Linked DNA regions of Homo sapiens: region 1 is linked to region 2. The links are chromatin loops, found by intact Hi-C in ENCODE. Cell type or tissue: mammary epithelial cell. All regions are shown on one strand. Each heading gives the region's core, and the rest is flanking DNA. Links, peaks and the distances in the headings are about the cores only.

Region 1 (11,989 bases), core at 1,409-9,408, 720 kb after region 2:
CAGAGAATTTCAAGTTCTAGCAAATTTTTGGCTAAAACTGATGCTATTTTTCTGGAGACTATATCTTGAGAATCACTGCTTTAGAGCACTTTAATATGCAAATGAATCACCTGAGGATTCTGTTAAAAGGCAGTTTTGATTCAGTAGATATGGAACTGGACCTGAAATTCTGCATTTCTAATAAGCTCTTAAGTTATGCCAGTGCTGCTGATCCATGGATCACACTTTAAACAGCAAAAGATTAGAGTACAGAGGTTAACAATTATAATTAGAGAATACAGTAAATAAATTTTATTTTGTAAAAATATTGAGAAAAAAATTAGCACCAAAGCACCAATTTAAAGGATATTTTATTCCTTAATTTCCATATTATTACATGGATACATGATTTTTTAAAATTCCATGATCTTTGAGAAATTAACAAAATATTTTGGAAATGTTGTATCATGAGGAATTCAAAATTACTCTCTTTTTTTAAGGTAAAGGTGTCAATATTCAAGAATGCCCCCCAAATCATTGAATGATTACATATTTTAACAGCTTTATTGAGATATAATTTACTCATTTGAAGTGTACAATTTTATGGTTTTCAGTATCTTTTCATCATCACAAAAGAAAACTCATTGTTCATCACTCCCCATTTTTCTACTATCTGAGTCCTAGGCAGTAACTAAGCTGCTTTCTGCCTCCATAAGTTGCCTATTCCGGACATATCATATAAATGGGATCACACAATACGCAGTCTTTTGTTCCTTCATTTATCGTAACACTTGCTTTTCCATGATATAATCCCATCAACATTATATATGGATATTTTTCTGGTGATATTTAAAAATTAATATTCAGCTGTTCCATCTATTGGTTTATTTTTAAGTGTAAATAATCAATTCTAACCAAGAATGTAGAAGTAAACCAGTAACTCACATTTCTGCTTTTAAGTATACTAAGAACAGTATCAAATGTGGCTCTCACAGTTCTGAAACTTAAGAGGAACGCATGGAGATTCTGATTGTGATATTTATGTCTATGTATTTTTTCTCTTGATTTTGGTAATTTACAATATGGGAATAAGTCCATCTTCCAAAACCTAATTAGGAATACAGTGTTTAGCAGATCAGTAATATGTGTATTTCTCTCTTTCTAATTAGGATAATCCTCACCAGCCTCAGAGTTCATGTCTGAAAGTATAGAGGCGGCAGATAACCAATGCAAGTGAACATGGGTGAAAATGGATGAAAGTCCATCTGGGCTGTCTGCAAAATGAGAAGATTCTAGACACTGTTTCTTAAATACCTTGGAGGCGAGGATCACAAAATGCTCTCAGAAGTTTATGAAAGCTATGGAGTCTCCGGAAATATTCAGAATTTTGCATGTAATTTTCATAGATTGCAGATTCCCTGAAGAACACCAGTAGTTGAGGACTCCTAGAACCCAGGTTAACAGTAGCTAGGGTTCATGCAGTACTTGACATGTAGTAAGTTATAAATGTTTGTGATGATGAGAATTAATAGCTTTGTTTCATGGAGTGAAGAATGAGAAAAAAAATACTTGTTTTTATAAATGGAGTTTTTAATGATTACAGAAAATATGTTTCCAGAGCCTGGAAACAGGCTGCTTGTTAACATTCATTATCAGTGTTTATTATTTTTAATGCTCATTCTTTTGTTTTTAATTGGCAGTTTTGGCAATATGGAATAGTCCATTTAGGAACTCCTGACTACTTGTTATTTACTTTATACCAAGCACGCTGATAATCAATTTACCTGGATTAGCTCATTTAATCCAAACAAATCCCAATAAGTAGGTTTCTCTAATAAAGAAGTTGAGACTTAGAGTAACTCGTAATGGTCCCAAAGACTGTCATGTGTAGGGAACAACTTTGTTTCATGAAGTGAAGAATGTATAGAACACAAACTATTTTTTATAACCACCTTCATTGGCAAAATAATTGCTGAAAAATTCCTACAGATTCCAGCAAGCATTTGTTAATAATAATTTGTTGCTTTGTGTTGATGTATAATCTGGCTTTCACTGATATTTTAGTAAGGACTCTGCACAGGATAAGTATGGATAGCTAGCTAGAAGCTATTCTCACTCTTCTCTTCAGCATGGTGACTTGAATTTCCATGGTATAGTTTCAACATTGTCATTTGGTTTCCTCATTATCTTTGGCTTTTCCAAGAGCATGCTACCTATATTATAAACTGAACCTTATTTTATGTTCTATAGCTCCATAGCTTGTTTCTGCTTCATTCAACCTGATTTCATGCTAAACATGAAAGTAGCTATAAAATTCCTACTTTAAAGTGTTAATTGAAAGATTATGAAGAAAAGAACAGGGTTTTAGTAAAGACTATATTTAACTGATGGTAAAGACTATCATGACCAAATTTATTTGGCAAATGTTTGCCACTAATGTTGACAGGTAATGTAAATGGCTCATACTATAATAATCTGCTTTCTTTTTTTGTCTTCTTCCAGGTTCTGGATGAAGCCTTCCACCATTTTAAAGCTCCTTTTATGGATATTTCTGGTTTTGGTCTCAGATTTTCATTCTCCAAACATTCTCTTTAGATGACCACATTCACTTTCAAGTATTCATGCCAAATAAATCTTCATTTCCAGCCCAGACCTCCCTCCAAACTCTTGGTTTGTTTAGTCACTTGCAACACAGATTATTCATCCAGATTTCCATGGGCATCTCAAAATCAACACATCCAAAATGAAGTTATCATCCCTGATAATCCTCCTAGCTCCTGTCCCATTCATCTCCCTCCCATCTCTCACCCATAAAGAATTAACTACTGATGTTTCTCACTAACCAACCCATAATAATGACCTGCATTAATTAATCCATGTGCAATTCAGAATTACTTACATTCATTTATCCATGTGATATTTTCACTCATTAATCACCATCGTCTGCATATGTAAACAGGAACAACAACATCCACCTATCCCAGCAGGGGTTTTGCAATTACTTTAAAGCCTTTTCAAATATATTTTTGTGTGATTAAAATGATGGAGATATTTCAAATGAATTCAAGTATAAAATGCAAAATATTCCAACTTCATAAACTGTTTACTTCTGGCTTAGAAAATGTTAATATTTTTACTCAACCCATCTGGCTCTGGAGATGCTGTGTGTGCTTGATAATTGTATGTGAAAATTATTATTTGCATCTTTAAAAATTACTTGAGGAATGCTATTTATTAAACTTGTTATTCCTATCTATTTTTTGACAACATAATACAACTTTAAATTCAAAAGAAAAATTGACAAGACATATTTTAGCAGTTTAAAATGAACATCACAGATACAAAATGATCAAAGTAAAATATTATTAGCTGTAGATGACTCAAATATTTCCTCGTCTTACTGTCTTTTGTTTTGATGTGATTTCCTTCCATCCTTAAAAAATCCTGTAGCACCATCTGCTCCTATAACACTTTGGCATGCTTAAAAATTTCATTTCCAGACTCGGCAGTTTTGAAATACTTCCATGGACATTTCTTAAAGAAAATAAGTTGGAAGAATTTCCATTCCTCCCAGCTTGTTTCTTAATAAACAGCAGACGAAGTACTCAAGAAACACAGAGCTATATAAATGTTTTGTTATAATCAGACATTTCCCTTCTGATTTTCCCTCTGACCCTGTGGCTATATTATGCCTGAGGAAACAGTATTTTATATGCTATGTGCACAGTTTATGCAACAATTTTTTAATATGCAGATCTGGTTTTATAATCTGAATTCTAAAATGTAATGAATTTCCATGAAGTGTATGTTTCATGGATAAGCCAGCATTTAATAAATGACTAGATTACCCAAACACTCCAAGGGAAGTTGGAGACTAAGCAAGTAATATCAGTAAAAATAATCCAATAAACTAAATAGATTCTCCTTCTACGAAATTTAACCATACATTTAGAAAAAATTAGACTTCCAGTTTTTGACAGCGGTAATGGAAAATTAAGTGGCTCATTTTTTCAATGTGTATGACTCCAAGTCGTTGAAACTGATACAGAAGTATAAATAAGAGGTATTAAGTGATGCTGAAACTGTGGTAGGAGAAATAGCAATGGACTAATGGCCTCCTCAGGGAAGCCTAAATATAGGTGTTGCATTGTTTACAAATATATTCATCCTTTTAGTCACTTATTCAGCATATATCAAACACCTACTATGTCTAGATTTCATGTTAGTTTCTGCAATGAATCAATAATTTCCTTGTCATTTTAAAATAATATTTATCTATCATCTTAGAGATGCAACTTGGTCCCCTTCATCCAGCAATTTCTACTCTAACCCGTTTTTCACATAATAGCCAGAGTAAATTTTGTAAAGTTACAATTGTATTGTAGGATAAAGGTCTAACTCCTTAATGTGGTTTACAATGCCCTTTACAAAAGTCTCACTTTTACTTACCCTCTTAGTCTCTGCCTTTCTACACTTACTGTCTAGCCATACTGAATTACTTCGCTGTCACTCGAGACTTAGTTCTTTGCATGCTCTTTCCTCCACCAAAAATATTTTTTTTTCTCCTCTCCTTACCTGGCTTCTTTTTTAAAAACTTTTATTTATTTATTTATTTATTTTGAGACAGAGTCTCTCTCTATCACCCAGGTGGGAGTGCAGGGGTGCAATCTCGGGCTCACTGCAACCTCTGCCTTCCAGGTTCAAGCGATCCTCCTGCCTCACCCTCCCAAGTAGCTGGGATTACAGGCATGCACCACCATGCCTGGCTAATTTTTGTAGTTTTAGTAGAGACGGGGTTTCACCATGTTGGCCAGGCTGGTCTCAAACTCCTGACCTCAAGTGATCTGCCTGAGGCCTCCCAAAGTACTGGGATTACAGGCGTGAGCCACCGTTCCCGGCCTCTTTACCTGACTTCTTTTCTTTACCCTTTAGTTTCTGACATAAACATCTTATCAGTGAAACCTTCCCTAAGGAACAATGCCAAGTCAGATGACCATAGTGACCTATGCTTTCCACCTTGCAGCACATAACACAGCCAGTTATTTATTTCCTTGCCTCTTCTACTGGACTGTAAACCCCTTGAGGACAGGAAATATACTTTGCTTGCCCTGGAAACCTCGTTATGTGAAATAGCACTTTGGCATACCTTGGTAAAAAAAAGGCTGAATGAGGAAGTGGAAGAGTGAGCCATGCATTCTTCCTGTCTCTCTGAGTGAGGTCATTCAAAATGGCAAGGGTGTAAAGACGAGGGAGGCATTCATTTGCCTTGCCACTTGACTACATGGGTTGGAATATTTGATGGTAAATGCACATACTTAATCATACTCTTTTTTAAACACTACATTTAAATTCTAATTTACTATTAAAATATTTCCAACTTAAATCAGTAATGCCTTAATTTTTCTTATGGAGAAGAGTGTGTGACTTACTCTTCTTGTTTACTTTAGTGCATTATGATGGACTGAAATACAAAACAATTCCAAGATCAACTTAAATATATTTTTCTTGTTTTGGAAGCAGAATAATAATAACAAATTAACTAATCTAGAGAAATAAATATGTTCAGTAGAGAGATAATTGCATTTGCTTGGGTAAAATATTTTGGCTTGCTCAGTATCACATGTATACAGCTGTATTTCTAAAACAACTTTATTCATAAATAACATTTCTTTAAATATTTATTGATAATGATATGGCAATCTAGTATACTATGACTTTAACCTCTATAGATTCTAAGATCAAATATGTAAATGAAATAAACATACATCTATGCATATTCAACTAGGAAGCATTGTATTGAAACACTAATGATAGTATTAAGGGTTGAATTTTATTTTCATTTTTTTACTTTTCTATATTTTTCCAAACTTTGAGAATGAGCACATAGAAAAGAAAACCAATTAACATTTTTATATATGAGATAGAGCAGAAAAGATAATGACATTGTTCAAGAGAGAAATAGTAGATATGGGTGTTCCATAAGTTTCTTGCTAGCTTTAAAACTAATTTTATGAGTTCTCAATTGTACTGTCAAAAAATATATAGATTTCAATCCAGTAGAGATTCAAATAGAAATATCTGTCAAATATTCTTTCTTAATAGATAATTAATGAAAAAGCATACAATATGACTGTCATAAAAGGTGAATGCCTTTCACCTCATGGGCACTTACGTATCTAATGAATCCATGAACTGGTCAATGAATAGAAACTGAAGTTTGTGTATTAAAATCCTGTCTCTGCTGCCCTCCAGTGGCTTAACTCTGAAGAACTTCAAAAGAGAAAATCAAGTGCCATCTATTCCCAGATCCTTATTTGTGGTGAGTATGAATGCTCAGGTGTGTGAGCTTGGGATTTTTCCTGGACAGTTTTGTATTTGTCCTATTAGATATTACCTTGGTATATCAAGACCAAATTCCCAAGACTAAATGCATTACCCATCTCCTCCCACCTGCAGAAGGGTAAGCTGGAGCAACTGCCATAAATGGTGCCAATAAATACTAGCATTTGTTCGTGGACAGTTTATAGAGACTTTTCAATTGTGTTATCACAGAAAACTCCTAGTAAGAAATAGTGGTGATAGCAATTGCATCTCGTTTATTAGAAATTTCTCTGATTCCCTTTACAAAGTGGGTGATGGTGTCAGTGTTATCTTTAGGTATGAAAACCCTATGAACAGCTTATAGTCTAAAACTTACAATGTGGTGCTGTAGAAAGATGTTAGCTTAGCAGCAAACATCATCAATAAATATCTTCTGCAATCTGGTAACCATTAGAATTATATATTTTTTATTGCCCTGGACTATGAGAATTACATTCTGAATTCATTTGGTATCTTGTGTAGGCATAGGAGAAAACCTTTTTGTATCTAAGAAAATGGGGTTTTTGACATTGACTATCACCTGTTCCCAGATCTCCTAGGACTCAGACCTCAGACCTCACACCCCTGAAAGCTGAAACCTCGGGGGTTTCAGATAGTGATCTCTAATTGAGTTCTTGTCTAGATGAATTCTTAAAATATTTTACCTTTCCCTGTTATTGTGGTTCTGGAATATTCTTTTGGTTTTAGCCAAGGAAATCTCTCAATTTCTTCAAAAGTTTGCTACTGTGCCTCTAGGTGGTACAATTATTTCCATCTTTTTGCTCATTTGCAGCCTGTCTTTTTGGATTATAGTCTCTCACTACTTAAGCAATTTCTTCCTTTTCTGTAGTATGTCTCATTTGTCCTTCATAATAATGAATGTCTGTGTTTTTTATTCTCAGGTAGATTACTGGAATTTTACGTATATTTTATTGGTGTTCTCATGAATGCTTGGATTTAACAATTGTACCATTTTCCAACGTTCTATGTCATAGTAATTTTGCAACTTGTTTTCAATTAATAATATGTTGAGAATAGTGTACATAAAATGCATTTTAGAACTAATCCTAAGATAAAGTGTCTCACCAAAGCATATTTTATAACAATAAAGCAGTAGAAAAAATAAGTTAACTAAATGTCCAACAAGTGGAGATGTATTATATAAATTCAGTACCATCAAAAATGTAATATTACTCAGTAATTAAAATTATATTTTATTTAAATGTTCATTGGCTTGTGAAAAGTCTATAACATACCAAGTAGAAGTTAAAGTTATATTTTGTAAGTTAAAAAAATTTTAAAAGGTGAGAAGTATATACAAGATTTTTCCCATTTTTTTAGAAATGGATATGCATGTGTATATTGTATGTATGTTTATATGTTATGTATATGCACACAAAAATGCCTAAAAGGATATGAGTTACTAATAGTGATTTTATCTTTGGTGTGGTTGTCATTATTTAAATCTAAAATAAAAAAAATCTTAACTCCATTATCCTTCATGAAGCCCTTAATCTAATCGAATAGTTCCTTAAACTCTAGCATATACTACTTTTATGCTGTTGGTGGGACTGTAAACTAGTTCAACCGTTATGGAAGTCAGTGTGGCGATTCCTCAGGGATCTAGAACTAGAAATACCATTTGACCCAGCAATCCCATTACTGGGTATATCAAAGGACTATAAATCATGCTGCTATAAAGACACATGCACACGTATGTTTATTGCAGAACTATTCACAGTAGCAAAGACTTGGAACCAACCCAAATGTCCAACAATGATAGACTGGATTAAGAAAATGTGGCACATATACACCATGGAATAATACTATGCAGACATAAAAAAGGATGAGTTCATGTCCTTTGTAGGGACATGGATGAAGCTGGAAACCATCATTCTCAGCCAACTATCACAAGGACAAAAAACCAAACACCTCATGTTCTCACTCATAGGTGGGAATTGAACGATGAGAACACATGGACACAGGAAGGGGAACATCACACACTGGGGCCTGTTGTGGGGTGCGGGGAGAGCGGAGGGATAGCATTAGGAGATATACCTAATGTTAAATGACGAGTTAATAGGTGCAGCACACCAACATGGCACATGTATATATATGTAACTAACCTGCACGTTGTGCACATGTACCCTAAAACTTAAAAGTATAAAAAAAAATAAATTAAAATAAACAGCTGAAATGAAAAAAAAAAAAACTCTAGCATATACTTTCAGTTTCCTAAACACTCTCATAAATGTATTGTAGTGCAATAAAATCTAACACATTATAATGCCATCTTTATTCTATCATCTCCTATCAGTTCTTAGTGGAATAAATTTGAGATCAGAACAGTAAGATAATTCTATTGACCAATGGACATTACTGAATCGGGGGAAATTCCAAAGTGGAAATGCACTGTGTCACACGTTTGTTTATTATAGTTGCAGCCTCAGCATTCATAAGTTGTTAGGAATCCCATAACCACTTAGGACTGACATAAGTTGTTTGAATCCCAGTCATACCCCGTCACCTTTGGCCTAGTTAAAACTCCCCCTTCCTGCGAGGTTGTTTGCAAAATAACATGCTTATGCCTCATACCACTGATCCAAAACCCAATGCATCCCACCATTGCCAAGCACAATAACACCTAATGGTCAACACCAGAGCTCTAAAAATAAGTTCCTCATTCACACATGTTTTCTTTACACTAGCCAATCCACAACTTCCGCAGGAAAAACTAAGGGATAGTGCCCGTGGCTTTGGTCCTTCCTAAAGACATAGCCCCACAGGTTCCCCTCCTCCCCATCTCATTGCCCACCCACTGGTTGAGCTTCCTGCTACCACCTACAGATTTCCCCATAGGCCTCACATTGGCACCCCCAACCTCTCTGGAACCGGTGAGTAATAAATTGCTTCTGTTTTATGCATTTTGGTTTCACAACCTCACTGAGTCTCACTTGGCTGACATACTTGAGGCTAACTTTCCCCCTATCAGGGCTCTCCTAGGGAGTGTCTATCTCGGCTTATGGCGACTCTCAAGAGAGAGATCACAAAAACAAAGCAGACAGAAATGATAACAATAGAAATCATAACACACTGCATTGGAGAAGTACAGAGAGTTTTCTTCAGACCTCTTAGGTTCTGTGGCTGGGTCTGAGAATTAAAGTAACAGAAGACATATTAACAAGAGAAAAACATACAAGTTTAATTTTTTTCATATGTACACGGGAGTCTTCATAAGGAAAATTAAGACCTGAAGAAGTTATTAGGCCTCAATAGTTATATATCTTTTTAAACAAACAACAATAAATTGTGAGGATGTGACAACAAAGAGGCTTGGGCCAAAGGCAGTAAATGTGGGACAGTGACTAGGAAATATATGGGAGAGACTAGTGGAAGATAAGGACTATTATAATAGATTTGTTTGTACGATTGATTTTGGTGTCAACTCCAAGTCTCCAGTGATAAAGATGGTCTTCTCTTCCTGGTACAAGAAGGGCATCTTTTTCACGGGAAATTTTATGGCCTGCTTTTAGATAAAAGGTGTTCAAAGCGTATTTTCTGTATCTGCTGATTCTCAAGTGTCTCCAGCTCAAAATAATCAATATGCAAAACAATAAATTTGGGGGTGACGTGTTCTGAACCCCTTTAGAAGAAAAATACATCAAGTTTGGTTAATAGACAAAAAATAAAACAAGATAAATAGATAAATTAAAAAGACATTTGTCATTGAGATTTATGGAGAGACACACAACAAAAGGCAAACAAATTGACCAATCTGTGGAATGCCTTCCATTCCTGTTGCAACAAAAGTAGACAAATAACACAATAATAATTTGACCTGATAGAATTAAAATTTTACCAAAAGCTGAACAGAGCATATAACACTCCCAATTTTCCTGGCAATGGGGCTGTCATTTCTATAATAATTACATTTTAATGAGGATAAAACATATCCAAATAAGATAAGCAATAATTAAAATCTGAGTCACATGTGTTCTACTTAGTTCCACTTTAAGGAAAGATCTGAAGAGGAATTGAGAGATTTTTGTTGCAGGCCAAAAATAAAGTTATGAGAAAATAATTTGAGTGATATAAATGAATGATAAAATTAAGCCTTTGTTCTGAAGAGCCTCTGGGTATCACACAACTGTGTTTGTCCCAGTGTCTTTGATGGTGATAGCCACATTGTCTCACCTGTTCTTCCCATCAGCATTTCTGATTGGAGAAAATGAAGACTAGAAAGTGGCAAAAGCTCATTCTTTCAGTGGCCTGAGAAACCCAGTAGCCATAATGAAAAATGTTGACAGATTTTAACTATATAATTACTTAAATACTCTTTCGGGATAATGATGGTTCATAAACAAGATTAAAAAGGCAAATAATAGAGGAAAATGTTGCAACACATGAATCATGAATTAATGTCTTAAATCTTTCAAATCAATAAGGAAAGGCAAAACTTGACTGAAAAGTGAACAAAGGATGGAGCAGGCAATTCATAGGAGTAATGCAAATGGTGTAGGAACACAAAAAGTAAATCATCTTCTCTGGGAACCCTAGAAATGCACACTAAAACAAAAATGAAATTCTCTTTTACTCCATCAGTTTAGCAGTGGTGTAAGCACAGAGGCATTCTCATCTGTTGTTACTGAGAGGCAAATTAACAGAGCCTTTGGGAAGGCAGTGTTACACCCTCTAAAAATATTTAAAATGTGAAAAGCTAAGACAGCAATTTCACTTCAAGGAATTTAATCTCTAAAACTATAATGCACACATATATACACATAAGCAAACAGGATAAAAATATTTATGTATGAAATTGTTCCCTGTAGAAATATTTGTGTAGCAGTCAAATTGTAATCAATATAAAGGATGAAATAAATTATAATATGTGCTTATTACTAGTATGCTGCAATGCAATGTTTCCACTTAAAATGGGTTAGAACTATGTGTACAAACATTGAATGATGTCTTTAATATAGTTTGAGTTCAAACATGTTGCAGTTATGTATATGTTATATATGTATGTATATATATGCACATTAAATCATATTTTAAAAATAAATTCAGATGAGTTGTATGATTAAGTTTTCTGTCTGGGTATCACCATTTATTTTTCTGTTATTTATTAAACTGACCTTGGACAAGTGACCTGACTCCATGTCCTCCATGTCTAAAATGGAAATAATAATTTGGTGAGTCTTAAATGAATTAATAAATGTAAAACAATTAGAATCTAAGTGTAAAGCCTGGCACAGGGTTAAACTATATGTGATGTCTATTATTATAGTATTTTTGTTATCTAAATTGAATGATTTTAACCCTTCTTACAAATAATGTTTTCTCACATAGACATTATTTTTTCTTTTTTTCTTATTAATAGAACCCTGACCTTGTTTTTTATCCATGCACTTTTGTGTATCTAAGTGCTTAAGAGGAAAATAGACTCATTTCCAGTCTCATCAATTAAATCTTGATTAGTTTAAGCCAGTGATAAGCCGAAATGTGAACATTTTAGGTCAATGAGATATGACAGATAATTACCTAGATTTCTGGAAAGAATTCTGGGATCTTGAAAAGAGGCATAAACAAGAGACTGTCTTTTCAAGTTTTGTTTGTTTGTTTGTTTTATATCTAGATGTTGGTTTGTAAT
Region 2 (11,989 bases), core at 2,538-10,537:
TATGAGGATTTGCATTAAATAAATTATAGGTAATTACATTAACAAACCAAGAAGACTTACAGTTAAAGAGGGCAAAAATATAATTTACTTAACTGCTCTATGAAATCTATTTGTGGATTTCTCTCTTCTCAAAGGAGAATTAATCAGAGAACAACTTTGTTGTTATTGTTGTTGTTGTCGTTTAAGAAAAAAAAGAAAGAATGAATGAAAGATCACATAGTAGCAGTGGTACCCTATTCACCTTGCAACAGTTGTACTCTGCGCACCTGCCCCAGGTTATAGCAACATCAAGGTCAAGCTCCCAATATTTCAAGTACAAATAAGACTTCACCTGTGCACAAACATGTGCTTACACACTTCCATCCTCCTGAATTTTCTTTCCAGACTGTTTTACAGATAAGGAAGCAGCTCTCAAAAGACCTCTCTCAGACATTTGAAAACACATTTTTTTTCAGAGTGCTAAATTCATGCTTCTTATTTTATATATGTTAGAAATAAACACATAAATAATAAACAGTCTTGCCTGGACTGGTTCATGTTCAATTCATAGGCACTGAGTATTCTTTATTAGGACATACTCACTATTGTTTGTTGAATTATTGCACTTTTAAGAAATCAATCTGAAGATTAAACATTAGGAGTCTCGATAAAAAACAAGTCTCTATACTTTATGAAGATCTTAGGAATTTCTAACTGACTTTGGAACAGCCATTTGTTAAAAAACACTTTCCCATCCCAAACTCCACTGACTCCATTTTTCTTCTGCACTAACTCTCCCTTCCTCCTCCCCCATATTTGGAGCAGCGTCTCTATGTCCCATTCACTCTCCTACACCTGCCAAATCACCAGTGACTATTTAGGGGCTAAGTGCAAAGGAGACTTCTAAATCCTCACTTTCATCAACTGTTGAGCAGCAACGGAAGCTGCTGAATGCTCCCTATTTCTTCTTGAAACACACTCTCTCCTTGTTTACTTGAGATGACACTATCCTTCCTCTGTCCATCTGGGAAATATTGGTGCTTTGAGGTTCTTGACTTGGGGCTCCTTTCTTCACTTCTCCCATTCTCTGAGTGACATTGTCTGTTCCCATGGCTTCTGAAATATAGGCATTCTTTGATCTAATTTTTTCTCCAGACCTACCCATATAGCCAACTGCCCCCTAACCATATCCATTTGGATCCCCCCAGACACCTATAACTCAGCATGCTAAAAATTCATTAGTCATTACTTTCTCTGATTGATTCCTTTTCATTGATTCTTAATCTCATTGAAAAACATCACCATGCACCCAGTTGCCCAAGTCTGAAATCAGGACATTGTCCTTGCTTCTTTTCACCCTTTCAAATCCTCTATCTAATCAGTAATTTTATATAATAAAAGGATTCTTGATTCCTTCTACACTTTTTCTTTCCCACTTCCATGACAGTAGTCCAGGCCACCATTATCTTTCATGGGGATTGATGCAAGAGCTTCTCACCTAGTCTCCCTTCCCCTAGTGTTGTGTCCTTCTGACCTAACCTCTGCCACCCAGCAGAAGTATCTTTCAAAGTTCATATTTGATGATGCTACTCTCCAGCTTCAAACCCTTTACCTGTTTTCCTTGGACTATAAGATAAAGTTCAACTTCCTTAATTTAGCTTAGAGAGTCTTTTATGATGTGACCTCCTCTTACTTCTCTGGCCTTGTCTCTCATAATTGTGTCATTCCATTGCTGACCACTCCAGCAACTACCTGCCATTCCTTGGATGTACCAAGCTCTGTCTGTGTCCCGTTCTTTGGATCTACTGTCCCTTCTCCAAGGAACGTTCTTCAGCTGCTCTTTATGTGGTTAACTCCTACTGAACCATCAAGTCTCAGCTGAGATACCACTTTCCCTGAGCCCTAAACCCTGGTTTAATGTTTCCTGTGGGCATATTTACCTTAGAGCTTACTGTGTCATAGTACATTGGAAGCTGATTTTTTTCTCTATCCTCCTCTAGCCTCAGCTGCCTAGGGGTAAACACACTACAGTGTTCACCCTTGTATTCTCAGATCTTAGTACACTGCCAGGCTCAATGGGTTTTCAAACATATTTACATAAAGAAAGAAAACAATGACAAAAGTGCAGATGACATGCCCATGGATACTCTGGACATAAATGCTTGTAATATTTCTCTCTGTAAGCGTTTCCAGTGGGAAGTTCAGCTTTTGTCTCAATTACTCTGATTGGCATGCAATCATGACAAGAAACTAAAGGAAGGAGATTGTTTTCTTGACATTTACTGAGAAGTATAGACAAGTACTGCCATGAACAAACATTCTTGCTAACAATTCTTGCTCTAAATTGGTTGATATAACATCCACTTGAGTCAAAATGATTAAGTAGGTATCCATTGAGTGTCATGCATCGCAATGGCAAAGCATTGGAGTTACAGAAAATAAGTAAAATCATCTCCCTTGCTCTTACAGATCTGACAGTCTAGGCACCCAATAGATGGGTAAACAAGTACTGAGAGATGTCATACTTGTCCTCAAGATAGTAGAAATTCAAGAAAGTAGTGACCATGGAGGACCTTAGGATTTGGGCTTTTACCCCAGTGGTGTTTGGCTGAGTTAATCTTTCTAAAATGTATTCATCATTCAATCAAGTGCTTCTTCTGGAGGCCAAGCATAATTAGAGATACAGAGATGAAAATGACAGTCATTACCCTCACAAGACCTATAATCTACCCAATAATAATGGGAGGCAAGCCTTTAGAGTTTTTTAATTTGGAGTTTTCAGAGATTTCCTGAAGCTTCTGGACTGACGTTTCTATTGTACTTGAGTCCCATCATTTGACATTAGAAGATCTCCTTCCAAGAAATATTTCTTACCACCAAAAGACAGTTAACTTTGACTTCAGACAGAACATTCTGGTCTGCACCCAGAACCTTTAATACCTGAATCTTTTAAATCAGTGATGGTCTCTTCTTCTAAAAAGTAAAAGGTAAATCAAATTCAGTATGTCTCAATTAATTGGAAGGGAGTTTCAAGCTCATAGGAAATGAACTACGAAGCCATGTTGGGATATGAACTGAATGGTTGCTATTGAGATGGAGCAAATGTACCTGGATATCATTAGGTGGAACCAGACTGGAAAATGGGGGTCCTTCCTTGACCTCAGTGAAGATTTGGCCCTTTCAGCCTCAAGTAGTATCCCAGCTCCAGAACTGGACCTGAGTTACTGGATAATGCTGTCATTAGGAAACTGTGACCACCTAGGAGTTGGACTGCTAAATGGGCAATGTCAGCAGGTTGTTACAGATACTCTATGCAGACCAAGCTTATTTGGCTCTTCTCAGCTCAGCCACCTGTTGTAAACAGCTGAGAGGGGCTTAGCTCCACGTGGAGGTTGTCACTATCTCTGGTATGTTGTCTCTCCCTGGGAACGGACATGAGTGTGGAAACAGGGAGGACACAGTTGATTCCTGCTTTCACTGAGTCACTCTGTCCATTAGGAGAAACAGTCCAGGCATGGCCAGCCAAAGGGAGGTTCTTCGCAGGATCTTCTGTCTCTTTGAAGATGGGATAATCTCAGGCCTAACCACAGAAGCAGTTCTGGAGAAGAGTCAGAATAGCAGATTGGAAACAGCTCACAGGGGCCTCTGAATGCTAAGTGGAGGGACTTAGAATTTATCCCAGAGGCCACAGAACACTATTAGAAGTTTCAGAGGTATAATAAAGGCCGTTGTGAGGTTAGGATGCTGGTTCAATGTCACAATTAGAGCAAGGCAGGAGGTAGAGAAGTCAAGGGCAGACTGGGAACCAGCTGGGCAGGCCACTCATTTTGGTTGAATTTGGCAAGACTGAGGAAGACAATCTACCAATAGAGGATGGATGAGAACACCAGAAAGCAAATAAAACAAGTCATTCAAAAATCCCAAGATCATCGTGGCTGGGCCAGAGAAAGAATCAGACAGAAGCAGCGCACGGCTCTGGAGAGTTGCAGGGAGAAGCATTGCTGCATCCGCTGTCTCCTTTTCTTTTTCTTTTTTTAAATATCAGCAATATCTTGGATCTGAATAGAGTTCTATCACAGATTAGGGTTTCTCTTTCCCCAGGGTTCCCAAAGACTGAGCAGGATCTTATTACAGATGCAGCGAAAAGGGTACGTTTTTCAGTATCAGACTGACCTCATCTGAATCTCAGCCTCACATCTCATTAACTACATGGGACCTTGGGCAAGCTACTTCACCCATCTGCAAAGTGGGAATCAATGATATGTATCTCATTTGGCTGTTGTAAATCTTAATCAAGTTAATATATGTAAAGTGTCTCATCAGTGCCTAGCGCATAGTGAGTTCCCAGCTTCTATAGCACCCTTTCATCTTTCTCTCCTTACAGCATCAGAGAGCTTGTCCTCTGTGGCTCCCGTTTCTCTCTGGCCAGAGGCAGAGCCTCCATGGGAGCATGGGAGGGATATAATCAGAACAGCAGCATTCTTTCATTATGACGTCAATTCAGCCATCCCTCAATTTACTGAGCCCCTGAAAGGCCATACAGTGAGCCATCATTGTAATGAAGTAAAAGTAGCTGGATACTCCAGGAAGCCCTTCTAGTGGCACTTTGTTAGGTGAGATGTGTCAGCATTGACTTCTTTTGTAAGTGCTACTTCTGTTGAATTCAATGCGTTGAAAGGTGGAATGCATTGATGAATGTATTCAGTGCCTTGGCCACTTCTCAGTTAGCTTTTAGAGTAGAGGACCTCATGGCCACATGACAGAGTCTAACTGTCAGTTTCCAGACATTTACTGTGCCCTTGGCCCTGCTTGGACTTTGGAAATCCAAAGATACATATGACCGACGCCTGCTCTGGGAGGAATTCCCTGTCCATGTGGAACACATCTATGCCCTTCTGGTCCAAGTGAGAAGAGAACATGAAGGAGCAAGTGTGCATGCCCATAAGTGCCGGTCCCTACTCAGTTCTCACTCAGTCCCACAGATACCCAGGTCTACTTTATGTAGGTCCTTGTGTTGGTTTCTGGCATTGCTGAGATGACAGAGGCCCCAGTCTCTGGAGCCTCAGAGATTTCATGGACACCTTTTTCTGCTTGAGCTCATGAGCCAGATATCACTCCTGGCCCAGGTCACTGGGTTACCAGATGCACGGGTGAAAGAGCTGCTCTTGAGCAAAGGGCCTGGGACACACATGCCGGAGAAGCATGGTGAGCCAGCCGCAGGGAGGAAGAGCACTTTGCAGGAGCATGCTGTGCGGGGTCTTGCTGCTGCTTTTCAGAAGCAGGAGAGCCATGAGCCTTGGGGTTCACATCAGCACCGAGACTGGCCTTTGGTGGCAGGGAGGATATGCGTACCGGGAGGGGTTGGCCATACTGGACCACAGGGCCACTGGTTGGGTTGTTCATAATTGATCTTTGGGGACACTTACTGCAACCCATTTATTAGGTGCCCCCTCTAAAGTGATGATCTCAATGAAGATGGTTCACATAGGCCCACTACTTCTAGAAGGCCCGAATCCCTGGACCTTCCCAACCACTTTTTCTCCCTGTTCCTGGGTTACATGGCTTAGCTGGATATTTTTGCACACAGCATTAAGGGCAAGTGCACTGTTCCTTTGAAAACAACAAGGGAACAAGGAGTTCAGTGTTGTGGACATTTAATGAACTTTCTCCTCCTAAGTACACAATACCAAATCAGCAGAATCACAGCTGTCTCCTCCCAGCTTTACCTAAATTCCCACATGTGCTACCTCAGTTAGGGAACTATGACTTCACCTGCCACTAGATGGCCCTCCATGTGCACATAAGCCGCTCCCACATAGCGAACTTGCATCAGATTTTCTGGATTTTTTTTTTTTTTTTTACATGTAGACACACATGTGCATACACAATCTTAACTTTTACCATCCTTGAAGCCAATAATCAACACTTTAGTTTTCCTTCTGGCATTCAAATGATAGAATGTATTCTCATTCTCTGGAAAATCAGTTTAACATCAGAATCTACAGATATTCCTGAATATTGTGGGCCACAAAGCACATATTAAGATGAATTTGAATTTATTCTATTAAATAGTATGCTTTGGTTTATCTTATAAATGCTGTATTTAACAGACTTGTTTCTAAATTAAATTTTTTTAAAGCACTGGAAGAGAAAGGAAGCACAAACATTTGAATAGTACTTGCTCCATGGAGGCGGGCAGTGTTCTGAGGTATTTTAAACATTAGCTCATTTAAGCTTCATAACTTTGATGTAGGTATTCCATATGCATCATTATAACCATTTTATAGATTGAGGAGAAAATCAGATTGCAGCATGAAAGGTGTTTAGATTCCCTTTTGCCTTCCTGTCAATTTTCTTACCTATAACATGGGAATAAAATAATCCCTAATTGCTGTGAAAGGATGTTGTAAACTCTAAAGCATTACACAAATGTTGTTATTATTATTATGACTTGGGTTTCATGGGAATATAATTTTCTTATGTGCTCAGGAGGCTTGTGATCATTCATTCATTCACATGAAAACATTTATGCAGGTCCCAGGTCATTGCCTCTGCATGAGACGTCTCATACCGAGATGCCTGTACTATTTCTAAAACAAATCTAGTCTGTCTTGAACTCTCTTATAGCTGAGGGTTCCAGGGAAGTTGCTGTGTGCTTTCAGCAGGTAATTCTCCCTTAGTCTCAGGATTTAGAAATGATGGATGTGGTAGGACAACTTCAGGGGTGGGACCTCTGCTGAACACAGAGGTGGCCGGTGCTGATTTCACATAAGCCAAGCCAGCGGGAAGAGGCAGGCTGTTTTTTAAAATTATTATTCTGGAGCACGATGTACTATCTCTGTATCCAAGAGTTCACATTTCAAGTGGACTATCAGATCATCTCTGTGACAGAGGGCTTTAATTAAAAGCATAAGTCTCTGGGTGGATTTTAAGTGGCATTGTTTTTCTTTGGACGTTATGCAAGCCACTTCTGTGCTGTAAAAGGGCTTTTAAAATTTGGCTTAAGGAAATTTGCTTTACCCCTCAGGCTTTGATCCCTGCGTGTGAATCATTTTGTATCTGGAGGTTCCAATTTGCAGTCTCCTGGGTGTAAGGAAAATTCTACCCTCACAGAACATTTTGGATTTGAAAACTGAGAAATCTGCATCATTCTCGACATAATAGCTGTTGTAAAATAGAATTAGGGCTGTTAAGTCTATAGGGATAAAGTTCACCAAAGAATATTTTAAACTTTAGTTTTAGTTCCTAAAGTTTTTGTCTCCAACTCCCATAATAAATGTACTGGGACAGTGACCTACCCACTCAACACCTGAAGCTCAGTGTTCTCTGCACTCAGGCCAGGTGGACTCAGCCATCGAGGCCATTGTCCCTGTCCAGCCTCCCAGGGGGCACGCATGAGCCAGGGCCAGGATACAGATACTTCTGCCTCAACACCATCTGTACCACCAGAAAAGGGCCCCAAAGGCCCTTCTCACTGCCATTTGTAAGGCAAAATGTCTCTATTTTATCTAAGACAGGAAAAAGGCAGAGAGATGCCAGAGAGAATGCAACGACTGTGCCCGTGAGAAACCAACAGTGCAGGGTGGCGATCTACCCGCAGCACATGCAGGATGCAGCGTTAGATGCTGACTCAGTTTCTCAGCCATACAGGAGAAAAGTTTCAGCATTTCTCAAACTCCATGACCATCCTTCAGTCGGCTACCCCAAGCCCCGTTTTGCTGCAGCCGGGTGAGGGCAGTAATGCAGCTCAGTAGGTTAAGGGGCCAGGCTGTCCTTGGACTTCAGATGATATCAGTTCAGTCCCTGGGACATCTTAAATTAGGGCCTCAAGCTTCAAATTCATGCCTTGGCCAACACGTTACCATAAATGATCACAGGGAGAAGAAACAGTCAGGCCAGGGATGGTGGCAGGTTCCTGTAATCCCAGCATTTTGGGAGGCTGAGGTGGGAGGATCACTTGAGGCCAGGAGTTCAAGACCAGCCTGGGAAACATAGCGAAACCCTGTCTCTACTAAAAATAAATAAACAAATAAACTTTTTTACAAAAAAGAGAAGAAATGGTCAGTTTACGTTGCATTTCCTTCTTTTCCTCAAGAAGAGGTGCCCCGTGGTGCCTGGGACAGCTGGGCCATCACATGGAAGTGGCTGAGAGGTGGGCTGGAAAGAAGAGGAAAATCCAGGGCTCCCACCAACCCCAGCCAATCTCTAGTCACTGGGCAACCTCAATCTACTTCTGGTCATAGTTTTACAATTTTGCGGGGGTAGGGGGGATGGAATCTTGCTCTGTCACCCAGGCTGGAGTGCAGTGGTGCAATCTCGGCTCACTGCAACCTCCAACTCCTGGGTTCAAGCAATTCTCCTGCCTCAGCCTCCCCAGTAGCTGGGATTATAGGCCTGTGCCACCATGCCTGGCTAATTTTTGTATTTTCCGTAGAGACGGGGTTTCATCATGTTGGCCAGGCTGGTCTTGAACTCCTGACTTCAAGCGATCCACCTGCCTCAGCCTCCCAAAGTGCTGAGATTACAGGCATGAGCCACTGTGCCCAGCAATAGTTTTACACTTTAATATTGCCAACTTTTTTTCAGCCCAGCCTGTGCAGCCACACAAATGCAAAAAGGTTAGCTTAGGAAGTTGTCAACATCATTATACTATAAAAATCAATAAATGGAACCTTCTTGCTTCCCACAGTAGTCCATGCTAAGCTTGGCTTCACCATCCCTTGCTTGGACAACTCCTAATTGTTCTTTATGGTTTCACTCTGTAACCCTTTCATACATCCAAATCCGTTCTTTTCACATCTGTCCACATGGTCTTTCTAGAACATAGCCAATCCTATCACTGACTTAAAGCAAACACATAAACAGGCAGACAGACAAACAAGAAACTCAAATGGCTTTCTGTTACTTTCCGAATCAGACTCATTAGTGTGGCATTCAAGAGCCATCATATCCTGAGCCTGATCCTCCCTGTCACTTTCTTTCCCTCATGAGTGCACTCAGATAGGCCAGTCCTACAGAGGTCCTCATTCACTCACTTGAGCCTGCCTTGCACATTTCTGCATCAAAGCCCCTTTGTCCATGTTATCATCCTAGCTTGAAATGCTGTCTGAACACCTCTATGCCTTGATCATTTTTCTCTTCAAGATCCTACTGACATGTTCCAACCTCCTGAAATCCTGCCCTGCCTCCCCACAAGCAGAGTTACTCAGACTCTCTTCTTTGCATTCCTGCAGCATTTTGGTCTTGCAATTTGAGCTCTACTGTGCACTGCATTGTAACTATTCATATAGCTTCCTCCCTCATGAGATGATGAATTTCTCAAAAGTAGAGACTGGGCAGCTGTTACTGAATATAGCCCAACACTTGCTTGATAATGCTCGATAAACATGAATGAGTGACCCAGAACATTTCAAACTTCCCTTCCAAGACCTGAAAGACTCATATTTCTGGGTGTTTTAAGCTCTGTGATTTCTGCTCTGGTCACCTGGGCCAGGAACTGCCTGCCTCTATTTTCATTTCAGGCCTTTCTCTCTCTGCCAGATGCCTTGATCTCTGAGCCGAGTATACCTTGACCCAAAGCCATGATGCAGCCCTCAGCTTCTGAGAGGAAGGGGTAGGGTTCAGTAGTTGCGCCTCTGAGAACATGACAGAGAACAATAGCAGGAAGCAGCCAAGCGGGAAACAATCAGCCCGGCACAACCCATGTGGAGGAGCTTCCTGATTGGCTTGATCTGGTGGGAGCAGGAACTCTTACAATAACTCTGGAATTATCCCAGTGGGATGACAAATTTCTCCACTGAGGAGAAGCTGTCACCTGGTAATGTCAAGCACGGAAAACACAGTTAGCAAAAAACAAAACAAAACCCAAGACAAAGTTCTCTTGAGGAAGAGCAGTTTGGATCAGTTGGAAGCCTCCCAGCCACTGCCATAGCACCCCATGCCGACCTCCTTCCTAGTCTCTGTTTCAGGTACAATTAAGTCGTCATCTCTACCTTCCGGATAGATATCATTCTGCCGTCCATGGCTCAAAGGTCAGAGGTGCTGTTTATTCTTTGGTGTCCTTTTGGGTAGTTTAGGGAAATCCATGCTGTAGGTGACCACAAGAGAGAATGTTCCCTTTTAGAACTATATTGATTGAGCACAGGCTGTGTGCAAATACTCTTCTAGGCACTGTGGATGCCATAGCAATACATGCTGTTTCTGCTTTCATAGAGCAGTGATTTCCAAATCCTGTGTATCCTATGGAAAGACCAAGCCAGGCAAGGGGTGGAGTGACAGGAGCTCCCAGTCAGCTTTCTCCTTAAACCACAGCAGCTCCCTTTGATCAAGATGTTGGAAAAGAAAAATCTACCCCAAAAAGAGGAAATGCTGAAAACATTTGGATTGGGAGTGGTTTCATTTGCTCTTAGGCAGGACACACTGCAGGGTAGCAGTTAATATTCTAGGCTCTAGCTACAAGCAGACCTGGGTTTGAATCCCAGCTCTGCCACTTACTGGTGGAAGGTCATAAGTTGCTTGAACTCTCTCAACCTCAAGTTCTTCATCTGTCAAGTGCGAATAACAGTAGTAGATATTTTACCAAGTGCAAAGAATTGAATAATGCTTACAAACCATTTAGCATATCATCTGGCATTGTCTATTACAGTAAATGCTCAGTAAATGTGAACTATTTTACCCCTGTTGTTTGACGTTAATTTTTTTTCAATGAATGACTCATTGAGATACTAACTCATGCGTCTTGAAAACACTACCAGTCTCTCCAGAGTAACCTCCAATATGGACAACAGGCAAAAATATGGTGATTATTCCCAGTTTGGGCATTTGTGAAAGATGTGGCTGAGGCTGTATGGATGCGTGTGCACACACACACACACACACACACACACACAGAGGCCGATGGGAAAATCTAACTCAGCAGGAAAGCTATCACAGAGCGCTGGATTTAGGCACAATGAGTAAACAGGGATTTGGAAGAGAGGAATGCACCACATAAACAATTTTCACAATCTGGTATGAAAGCCCAGATGCTTCCTGCATGAAGGGGTGAACTCAGAGAGCGTCACAGGGCAAAATGAAGTAAATGCTGAGACTGTCCATCATTCTGGCCCAATTCCTACATATCTGTGCATCTTCTACTTATGGTTTTATTTAGGTGAGAATAAATAAGAGTACCTCATAGTAGATAAGAATAGTACATTACACACGCGCGCACGCACACACACACACACACACCTGGGGTTAGATGAAATTGTATATTTGGGGAACTTGGGGTAAAGAGTACAGAGCCACACAGCAGTTACCTTCTGCATCCTCCTGCTTCAGAGAAAGCAAATAAGACCAGTTTCTTTTTAATCTGTTGTTTTTACTAAGTCCAGGATTGATGTTAATTTGAATTTGTTCTTTTAAGATTCATTTTTGACTGAAAGAACTGAGCCGGAAGGTCTGCTTGAGGCTACTTCCAGTTGAGAAACAATTTATGTGTTCATTGAGACAGTCATTTACTCAACCAACACTTACTGAGAACTTTCAATGAGGCAGGTTCCTTGCTAGATACAGGCCAGCTAGATGCTAGAAGCCATCATCAAAGGAAGATGAAAAAGTGATGGTAATTATCCTCTAGAGGTTTGTAAACTGGAGTTAGGGAAGGGAGCCCAAAATCCATGAATGAGTGATTAAAATACAGTGGGATAAAGTTGGTGGTAGAAATATGTCCATGAGATATGGCAGCAAAGAAGAAGAGCACCTTCATGGGAAAAGTCCAAAGAAGACTTCCATAAAGAGATGATACCTGAGCAGATGCTTTAAAAATGAGTAGTAATTACCCATGGGAAGGGGAAGAGAGAGAACAAGGGCAATCCAGGCAGAGGGGTGGTATGAGCAAAGTCATTGAGCCAAACAAGGAAATCTTCATTTCTGCAGGTAAATGAGAGGCTGGGAGTGTGTCATATCCATGAGCTTTAGCAGAGAGCCCATGAGGGGTTTTCAGCAGGGGAGTGCTATTGTGGTGTGT

What was found. A loop is a pair of places that touch in the nucleus more often than their neighbours do. Peaks named below come from ENCODE experiments on the same cell type or tissue, not always from the same donor. Only the 100,000 strongest peaks of a DNase experiment are listed, where the experiment ranks them.
Region 1: a loop joins it to region 2, with 12 times the contacts of the local background. A loop is called at or near these places in 9 of 110 quality-filtered maps.

Annotation. Positions count from the first base shown.
Region 1 is chr9:110,617,420-110,629,408 of GRCh38, forward strand. It overlaps LOC105376218 (a long non-coding RNA gene), which reads left to right. Exons shown (of 3, transcript XR_007061731.1): 2 at 1,149-1,372; 3 at 2,482-7,723. Among named protein-coding and RNA genes, the nearest start is that of SVEP1, 44 kb to the left of the region's middle. RefSeq lists enhancers at 1-39, 2,860-3,029, 3,701-3,870, 8,968-9,137. In mammary epithelial cell, for the core only: a CTCF peak has its summit at 6,233 (motif pointing left); a DNase peak (open chromatin) is centred at 9,282.
Region 2 is chr9:109,897,971-109,909,959 of GRCh38, forward strand. All of the region lies in intron 3 of PALM2AKAP2 (PALM2 and AKAP2 fusion), which reads left to right. Among named protein-coding and RNA genes, the nearest start is that of PALM2AKAP2, 120 kb to the left of the region's middle. RefSeq lists enhancers at 9,074-9,153, 9,234-9,303. In mammary epithelial cell, for the core only: a CTCF peak has its summit at 5,768 (motif pointing right); a DNase peak (open chromatin) is centred at 5,751.